Regions from separate parts of the Homo sapiens genome. Here region 1 is linked to region 2. The links are chromatin loops, found by intact Hi-C in ENCODE. Cell type or tissue: MCF 10A. All regions are shown on one strand. Region 1 overlaps LOC105378404 (a long non-coding RNA gene). Region 2 holds the start of GRID1-AS2 (GRID1 antisense RNA 2).

Region 1 (5,000 bases), 88 kb after region 2:
CTGTTCTTCTACTCAACCTCTTGTAGACCTATGCAGAAATTTTCTTTGTGATATGGATGAATCATAGAGTGTGCACATATGTAACTTCCATGCACACTCCCAGATATTTCTAAATCAGATAGCCCCAAATGGCATCTCATTTTGCACTTCTACCAGAAATGAATAAGGGATTATATCTTTCCACAATCACCTCCCAGTCTGTCATTGGTTAATAAAATCGACAGCATTCTTTACTAAACAGAAATTTTAAAATACAATATAACAAAATTAATTAATTCATTTTTACCTCATACTATTTTATTTTATTTTTTCATATCTGGTTAAGCAAGTTTGCTCTTAGTCCAAGGTCACAAGAACCCTCTTGGCTGAGGACTAAGTGTTCTAAATGTTCTAGCAGGGAATTTCAGCTCCTTGAATGCTCTTCGTCAAAGAACTATTCTCCTCTCTCTGAGAAGGTGATCCTCCTCAACCACAGAGGCAGTTTCAGGAAGAGTGCCCATGGAGGCTTGAAAAGGAGTGTCACGTCTAGGCAGCCAGAGCACACATGTTGCTATCTGGACAATCAATGAACTGTGAGTTGTCCCAGACAAGGCATCCTGACATGTGGTTGGGAAAGTTGAAAGCAGAGCGTGACTTAGCAACACATGACTCAGCTTTCCCTTTCTGCACCTCCGAGTTCCCACGTGTAATATGGAGGGATGGACAATATTGTATCTAGTATTCCCTTACATTCAAACTGTTCGTGATAGAATTATTTTTACTAACTGATAAATTTTATCCTTCCATAGCTGTAGGAATCAGCTTTGGTGATATCAGCTTCCCATGTGCTCTACAACAAGCCAATTATAAATCAAGGTCATCTCAGTATCTAGGTGGTTCCATGTTAAACTGTTCACCAAGTATAGTACTTTAGCTTAACTGCCATATAGATAAATTCTCAAACTTCAATAATTTCACCCCATAGAAACTCAATCTCACCCAAATAAAGCCCAATCGAGTGTTTCTGGTAGGGAGACTTTTCAAGCAATCACTCAAGGACTTGGACTTTTTTAAATTGTATTTCTCCCCTCCTTTAGGTTCATGATGCTCTCTCTGGCCACCTTCCAGACAGGAAGAAAGAGCAGAGGATCACTGTGAGAGGAATTTGAGGATCAAATCCTGAAGTGGTACATGTCACTACTGTTCATAGTCTCTTTGCTGGAACTTGGTCCTATGGCCCTACTGGCAGAGAGGAAGGCTATGAAACCCAGTCTAGGCCTGCGCCTAGAAGAAGAAGAAGAAGAAACACCTTTTGAAGAACAGAGAGCAGTCTCTGTCATACCAGGAGTACCTGTCACATACTTGTAGAACAAAAATCAGTAACATTTTAATTATTGAAACAATGTAACAACTTTAAACACAGTTTCATAACTAGGAGTGAATCACCCATAATCTCATACCCGGAACAAAATATCTGTTAGTATGATGCACCTTTACATAGCTGTAATCTTAAAGGGCATGTACTTCCTTCTTTGCTTTCCTTTTTTTTTTTCTTCATCCTTTCCCTCTCTCCCTCTCTCCCTCTCTCCCTTTCTCCCTTCCTTCTTTCTTTTCTTCCTTTCTTTCTGATTTTCTAACTTCCTTCTTTAAACATTCCTTGATCGTCTGTGGGTCTGGACAGCAACATGGAGATCAATTAGGCGCAGCATTTTAAATTTGCCCTCAAGAAGTTCCACTAGTGTAAGAGTAGGCAAGTAACCAATTATTACAATAGTGGGACAAGCGCTGTGATAGAAATAAATACAGAGTACTGTGGCAGTCCTTACCCAGAAAAAGATATCTAGGGTAGATGGTATCTGAACTGAGAATTAAAGAATAAATAGAAGATAGCATGGCAAAAAAAGTTCAAGAGTGTTCCATTCTTTGAGAATAGGGCATTGAGATAGAACCTGTAGACATGAGATAGAACTGTGTGCATCCTGGAAATTGCACATGGTTCAGATTGATTGGGAAATAGAGTGTGGATGGGAAGTGATGAAAGCTGAGTCAGTAGAGTTCGATGGGGGTCAAATTGTGAAAGAGTGTGAGCTCTGCTAAGGAGATGATATTTTAGCTTAAATACCAGAAGAGCCATTGAATTATTTTAAGCATAGGAGTGATCTAATCGGAACTCTGCTTGAGAAAGATAACCCTGGTTGCTGTGTGAAAAAATATACCAGAGGCAAACAAAGTTGAAGCCAGGAGACCAGTTAAAAGACAAAATTCATAATTTATATGAGATATGATGATAGTTTGACTTAGGCTGTGATTGACATTGCAGAGTAACATATCGCATTCAAGAGATGTTTGGATGATGAAACCAAGAGGGCTTGGAAATTGATTGGATATGAGGCATTAGAGGAATATGTTAGGGCTAGATCCCAGGATTCTGGTTTAGATAATTGGATAGACAATTAAAGCAGAAACTATTGAAGAAGGGGAGAAGATAAAGAGTTTTGATTTTCATTTCAATTCTAAGGTATTCTTGGAAATATAAGTAGAGGATGCTGATGGGGGTTGGTTATAAAGCAAATTCAAGAGTGAGACTTCTGGAGTTAAGATACATAATCGGATCTGTAAGAATGAAAGAAAGAAGTTGTTCAGGGACTATGTGTACAGTATGAAGACCAACATATAAATGAAATATAAAAGAACAAAAGCTGACAATGGAGTCTGTGAAAGAGCAAACAAAAAAATGAGGAAGAGAACAGAGCATGAAGTCACAGAAACCAAGGGAAGAAAATTTTAGATGCCGATCAAAGATCAAGGAAAATAAAGATAAAAATGTGTCAATTAGATTTGGTATTAAAGAAAGCATTAGTATCTTTTTGAATACAATTTTATGGCTGCATGGCAAAGAATCAGATGACTGGAATCAGGAAGTGAATAGAAAGTGAGAAATGAAAAGGGCTCTCGATAAGGTTTCCCTTATTGAGATAGGAGGTAAGCTCTAATGTTTATTTGAAGTTTTTTTTTTTCTTCCAAAGCTGGGAAAGATTTAATAAAGTATGAATGCTTTTAAGGAAAAGTTTGTAGACAGAGATTTTTTGACAATAGTAGAGCAAATCATGGCGAAATAATTGATAGGATGAGGTCCCAAGAAAGCAAGAACACTCCTTGAGGAAGAAGCTTTCCATTTTAACAGGCAGTAACAAAGAGCAATGAATCAGGATGAGTCTACGTTTGTCAGTTTAGAGTGGAAATTGTTGGTAGAGCTCATGGGACAACTCCTATTTTACTTGTGACAAAAGCTTAACTGCTGAGAGCAAACAGGGTGGTGGGATCAGCTATTATTTTTAAATGGAGAAATTTAAAAATCACAATTGCGAAGTAAAATCTTTCAAGAAAGATAGAAGAGGAATACTGCTTAGTGCTGTGCGCCTCTTTGAAGTCAGAGTTGATGCAGTGACCACCATGCCAAGGGCTGCTTCGGGGCTTTCTCCCACAGCGCTCATTGAGCTATGTGAGAAGGCGAAGATGGAAAATAGGTGAATGACAGCACACATATCACACGAGTTTGGCAAGAGGATAAGTGAGGCAAGGGTAGCAGCAAGAGAGTGAAGAAAATGCTCAGCCAGAAAACCTAAGCTGACTATGAAAGAAGGAAAACAGTTCCACAGACTGGAGAGTTGCAAGAGATACAGATTAAGCAACAGTAATTAACTGAAGAAGAATTAATTAACTGAAAGAAGTAATTAACTTCTTTCTTAGAAGAAGAAGAAAAAACGGTAATATCCTGAGCATGTATGTTTTACTTTACTATGACATAAAGAGTCCACGGAGATCTAAATAAATATTTGTTGAATGATGAACGAGTGGATTTTTCTGTGTGCACATATAAACTTTCACCTGTTATTATACACCTAGGTTGCTTTTATTTTCAGTTTGTTTTTGAAATTATCAGTAGAGTTTTTCTTTCAGAGTGTACAGTTCTATGCTTTTAAAATTAATATACATTATTTTTAAAGCAGCTTTACATTTACAGAAAAATTGAGCAGAAAGTTGAGTTTCCATATACTACTCCTCTCCCCCATACCCTGCACACAGTTAACATCTTGCATTCATGTGGTACACTTGTTATCGTTAATGAACCAATATTGGTATATTATTATTAATTAAATTCCATATTTTACATTAGGGTTTACACTTTGTGTTACACAGTACTATGGGTGTTGACAAATATAAATGTTATGTATCTACCATTACGATATCATACAGAATAGTTTCACTGCCTTAAAAGTCCCCCGGGCTCCACCTACTCATGCCTACCTTCTTCTCATCCACCCTTTTCCTAGCAACCCTTCATCTCTTTATTGCCTCTATAGTTTTTTCTAATTTGAAGTCATATAGTTAAAATTGTACAGAATATGGCCTTTGCAGACTGACTTCATTAACTTAGTACTATGCATTTAAGATTATTCTATGTCTTTTTTGTGGCTTGATGGCTCATATAAAAAAATCTGAATAATATTCCATTGTATGGATGTATCATAGTGTATCCATTCACTTATTGAAGAATGCCTTGGCTGCTTCTAAGATTTGACAGTTCTAAATACAGCTGCTATAAATGTCTGTATGCAGGTTTTTGTGGGACATCAGTTTTCAAATAATTTGGGTAAATTTACTTGGTGATTGCTGGATTGTATGGTAAAATGATGTTTAGCTTTGTCAGAAATCACCAGACTGTCTTCCAAAATGCTGAATCATTTTGCAAATCCCACTATCAAGGAATGAATGTTTCTGTTGCTCCATGTCCATGTGAGCATTGGATGTTGTCAGAGTTTAAAATTTTAGCTGTTCTGATAGGTGAGCAATGGTTTATCATTGTTATTTTAATTTGTAATTAACTAATGACGTGTTGTTGAGTATCTTTTTGTATGCTATCTGTAAATCTTTGGTGAATTACTTGTTCAGATCTTTTGCCCATTTTAGTTGAGTTGTTTGCTTTCTTATTTTTGAAGTTTAAGAGTTCTTTGCATATT
Region 2 (5,000 bases):
AAGGGAGGGTGTTGGGGAGAGGGTGGGCCCACTGTGGTTAGCTTGGGGGTCTGGTTGAGGAAGTCTGCATACGGGGAAAGGGGGTAAGGGTCAGCCAGGTGGCCTGGACTCATCTCTGGGGCCGTACTGTGAGAAGAGTTGTACCTCAGAGATGGGGATAAGGGCAGAGAGCCTTACCGGGCAAAGCCTTAGGAGGCCAGATGGGAAGATACCAGTGCCAGAGGGAGGAAGGGAGGAGAAAGGCCATGATGCTCTTCAGCACTGTTAGATGTTGCTCATTTGTTTCAGTCAATTTCCCACAATGACTCGAATTCAGCATTATCCTCTTATACAGCTGAGGATCGGGTGGCTCTGACTCATGACTCCTTGGGTTACAAGCTGGGGAACTGGCATTTATCCAACACGTGCAGCTGTAGAGCCCTTGGAGGTCAATGAAGAAGAATGTGGTGGGATGAAGGCAGGTGTTATGATTTTGCTGCTGGTGGTGGGGTCCTCCTGTCCAGTGAACCCCACATGCAATGGCTACTGTCCTGAGGTCATTAGAGAATGGGGCGAGAGACATGTACAGCCCCCTGGCCAGGACCGCTGCCTCTCTGAGCAGACTGGCTGCCTCAGTGTCTCCTCCCATCCTTTCCCTCCCAGACCCATCCTGCCACCTCTGTGGAGTCTCCTCATGCATACCCTCACAGGCACACTAACACCTTGCCACACACACACACACACACACACACACTCATCCCTGTGCTGCCCCCCCAGCCACTCCAGTGACTTCTTGGCCTTCCTGCAGAGAGCAGTGGATGTCAGGACAGCCTGGGGCAAGCTCTGGGGCCAGTAAAGCCCACCGCCCTGCCCTTCATGGTCCTCAGCAATCTGCCAGCCCCTCCCTGATGTGCCCCAGAGGGGTCAAGGGAGAGAGGCCTGAGTCCCCCTTTGCTTTGGAAACACATGGGCATCAGGCAGAGTGCAGCCTCTATCCCATGACAGGCTGGGGCACCTAGCTGTGGTGCCATGTAGAGTGAGGCCCACTGGGAAGATGGTCGTGCACAGGATGACTTGTACAGGATCCCATGCTCAGGATGATTTTTCATTGCCATTTAGCCACATTGAACAGCAGAAGATGTCTAGGCTCTGGAGCTTGACATATTTAGGTGTGAATTCCAGTTTCGTAAGTTACCAACATTGTGAAATGGAGCACACCATTCTCCTTGTTTGGGAACTCTTGGATTTGAGAAAGACCTGGGCAACTTTCCATTTGGTGGTCTCCTTAGAGACTTAAATGATCTGAAAATACATATCATGATAAATTTTGAATGTTTAGATTTAACAAAGTGATACTTTGACAATAACAATAGAATGCAGTGTAACTGTGCTATTCTCATGCTTACAAGATTTATTAAAACCTCGTAGTTCTCACTGCACTGCAAAGGATGATGCTCTAGCCTTAAGCTGCAGGATCTTCTTTCACCCCTGACAGTGAATCTTTGTGGCTGTAGGTGACCTCATTTGAAGATAATGAACACAATGTTGATTTAAGGCCTTTTGTGCATGTGAGGCCTGGGCCAAATGGCCTTCGCGTTCCCTTTCCTGGCTTTCTTTGACTCTCAGAGAGAGCCAATACTGTCATCCACACAGGGTCTTAAGAAGATTCATTGCATAATGCTAAAAAAAAAAGCACTGCTTAGAAAAAAAAAAGATAGCTACTTTTGACTTTGTTAAAGTTCTATTCATTACAAGCCACTTTAAATAAAATAGAAAGGTAGGTCACACACTGGGAGGGGATGTTTACAATACATATAACCAATGCAAGATTACTGTCAAGAATATATTAATAAGAAAAGCTCAAACAACTTAATAGAAAACTGGCAAGAGGCTTGCACAGGCCTTCCACAGAAGAGGCAACACAAATGGCCAGTAATCAAATGAAGAGATGTTCAAAATTATTAGTGATCTGTGAAATACAAATCAGGACCATAAAGATTATATCATTTTACACCAATTAGTTTGGCACAAAATGAGAGGCGGTGAAGAAGACGTGGAGTAACAGTTGGTTAATTGCTGATGGGGGTGTGCTCAGTACAATCACTTTGGAGAAGAGCTTAGCATTCTCTTATAAAATGGGACACTTACATACTGTATGGCCCAGCAATTACACTCCAATGTATCCACCCAAAATAAATGTCCACATGCACTTTTGGAGACAAGAAAGGCCATAGTAGCACTTCCTGTAGAACCAAAACCCTGGAAACCATCCAAATGACCATTAACAATATAAAGAAAGATGTTGTCTACAATGAAATGGATGAATCTTAGCAGAATAATATTGAGTAAAATAAAACATTAAGGCAATTTCATACGGGTCAACTAATAGAAGGTAACACAGAATATTATACCCTCTTAAAAATGTATAAAATATACACATACACATCCAAAGCAATGATAAAATACAAGATTCACCACAGTGGTTGCTACAGGTGGGAGAGCCAGAGCAGCAGAGAAGAGAGAAGGACATTGTTGGTAAGTCAGAGTTGGTGTTAGGTTTAGATTAGCAGGAGATTTTAGAAAATTAGTTAATGAGTTAATTCAAAAAGTGAGCCATTCCTGGAGAAATGTATGGGTATCCTGAAGCAAAGGTTGTCATTAATCTCATTCTGCTCACCTCCCTACTCTTCCAAATGCGTAAGTCCAGACCAAGCAAGGCAGTGCTGGGCTCCTCACAAGTACCCACCCCTTCCCTCTTTGCAGGCGACATGTGCCTGCTTATGCCTCAGAAAGGCCAACACACACCACTGAGCCCTCTGGTTGGTGATAAACCTGGAGATGAGTCATTAGAGAAACACCTCATCATTGTTCTAGCTACCCCTTGTCCATTGGCGGCACTTAGGAAACCACTCACCGTCTGGTGATATTTAGTCTTACTCATGAATACAACAATGTTAAAAAATCAGTAGCAAACGATGCAAACAAAGGATTTCTTATCAATGCCTATCACTTCATGGTATAGAATTTAATCTTTGTTAGTACATAAGATGGATTAGTTTTATGGTACCTTCATTTTATGAACCCCAAGCTGGCTTTGGGATCACAAATCTCTCTCTTGCATTTGGATCTCTAAGAAAAAAAAAACTGACTGCCAGCACTAGACAAATGTTAAGGGTTTTATAACTAGTGTCATAAAAGTGAGTTTATAGTATTGTCAGACAATGAAGTGTGCTGCATTTTTTTTAGTGGAAGAAAAGCTCAGATTTACTCTCAAATCCTCCTTCTTCGTGTGCCTGTTTGGATGACTACTGGACTTAAATGCTTGTCTGAAATCTGTCTTCTTCCCTACTCCTATGGAGCGGCCCCTCTGCTCCCTGCCCCCAGACTATGGCTTCAGTAACCTTGTGAATCCCTGAGCCCAGAGAGCAGACCAGTCTGGAGATGGCTGTGCCCTAAGTGAGGATGACGACTTGAATCCAGAAACTACAGAACAAATCCAGCAAGTAGGGTATTATGGGCCTAGTATTCAGGGAGGAACAGCCTCTCCAAATCCCAAACAGAGTCTGCTGCCATGCAGTGTAGGCAGCCTGGCAAAGGTGAGGAGAAGCCCACCGAGGGGCTTCTCCTGGAAACTTCTTTAGCAATTGACAGATAATCACACTTCTGATTTTCAGTTGCTCCTTGATGACTCAGCTCCATTTTCAGGGAGTGTTTGGTAGTGGAGCAATGTCTAATTGCTGCAAAAGTCAAGGAGGTTGGTATGGATGGTATGCTGTTATTTTCTCCTTGGGAGTCCTAAGGCTTTTAATGACATGAAACCAATTTAGGTGGGGAATTGTTTAGAGTGATCACTTGTCCACGGTATCAGAACTGGAGAAGGGTTATGTCATGGTTGGCTCGCCTCTGAGATCCACTCCTTCATGCCAATACACATCATTGAGCCTCTGGAGGGTAATAAACCTGGAGATGAGTCATTAGAGAAACACTTCCTTATTTTTCTAGCTACTCCTTGTCCATTGGTGGCACTTAGGAAATCACTAACCCTCTGGAAATAGAGTCTTACTCATGAATACAATAATGTTAAAAAATCAGTAGCAAAAGATGCAAATAAAGGATTTACCATGCCAGTGGCCACTAAGATAAGGACAAGTGAGACCTTGTCAGGCTTTGATGAGGCAAAGATGAAAGAATTTGGAACAGGAGGGAATTTTTATTTATTAAGAGACGACAACACACCATTTTCACAACAAACCTGCCTGGCACCCAGTAAGTCTCAATAAATACAGGATTGTTCCTGAATGAGTCATCTGTTTGCTGTCTGACTGAGCAGAGGCAGATAAATCGGAGACAAGATTCCTGTCATCAGTTAGCAGGTTACCCCCTTTAGATTTCATGGTGGAAGGGACAAGAGAAATAGCTCCAGGGTTCCTGTCAGGCTTGTCTCTTGATAACCTTCTGTAAGGGAGAAGATTTTCCTGGTCCTGAAAGATGTGTCACAAAGAGAGAGGAGAGAGGCTGCTTCCGTTTCTCTCAGCCACATGCACTTATCAGGCCTAAGGAAAGACTAGACCAAGGATTGGCAAACTCTGACTCCTGGTCAAATCTGACCTACAGCTTGTTTTTATAAAGGTTTATTGGACAACAGCCCAACTCATTTATTTACATGCTGTTTATGGCTGCTTTCCTGCTATTTCAGCAGAGTTGAGTAGTTGTGATAAAGATATGTGGCCCACAAAGCCTAAAATATCTATTATCTGGCCCTTTATAGAAAAAGTTTGAGGACTCCTGGTCTGGACAGGGGCAACCCAGGGACATTGCCTGTAGCTGTGCATCATCTCATAGCACACAGGCACCATTAGTAGGGAGCATATCCTCTAACTCTATATAATCAAATAGTGCACAGGCATCTCTGCTAAGAAGCTCCTGCTGCAGCTCTGCACCATTTAACAGCTCATAGGTGCCTCTAGTAGTGCATCATCCAGCTCTGCACCGTTGAATAGCATCCGGGCTCTGCCCCTTTT

The links. A loop is a pair of places that touch in the nucleus more often than their neighbours do. Peaks named below come from ENCODE experiments on the same cell type or tissue, not always from the same donor. Only the 100,000 strongest peaks of a DNase experiment are listed, where the experiment ranks them.
Region 1: it touches region 2 in a loop (3-fold over the local background); 4 of 110 quality-filtered maps call a loop at or near these places.

Annotation. Positions count from the first base shown.
Region 1 is chr10:85,554,321-85,559,320 of GRCh38, reverse strand. LOC105378404 (a long non-coding RNA gene) reads left to right here. Exons shown (of 6, transcript XR_946157.3): 4 at 1,077-1,166. Among named protein-coding and RNA genes, the nearest start is that of GRID1-AS1, 21 kb to the left of the region's middle. RefSeq lists an enhancer at 178-1,377. In MCF 10A, no CTCF peak of the experiment used is centred here; DNase peaks (open chromatin) are centred at 620 and 2,020.
Region 2 is chr10:85,641,845-85,646,844 of GRCh38, reverse strand. All of the region lies in intron 13 of GRID1 (glutamate ionotropic receptor delta type subunit 1), which reads left to right. GRID1-AS2 (GRID1 antisense RNA 2) reads right to left here and starts at 2,780. Exons shown (of 4, transcript NR_199154.1): 1 at 2,657-2,780; 2 at 1,179-1,281; 3 at 178-420. In MCF 10A, no CTCF peak of the experiment used is centred here; DNase peaks (open chromatin) are centred at 354, 2,824, 3,924, 4,554 and 1 weaker place.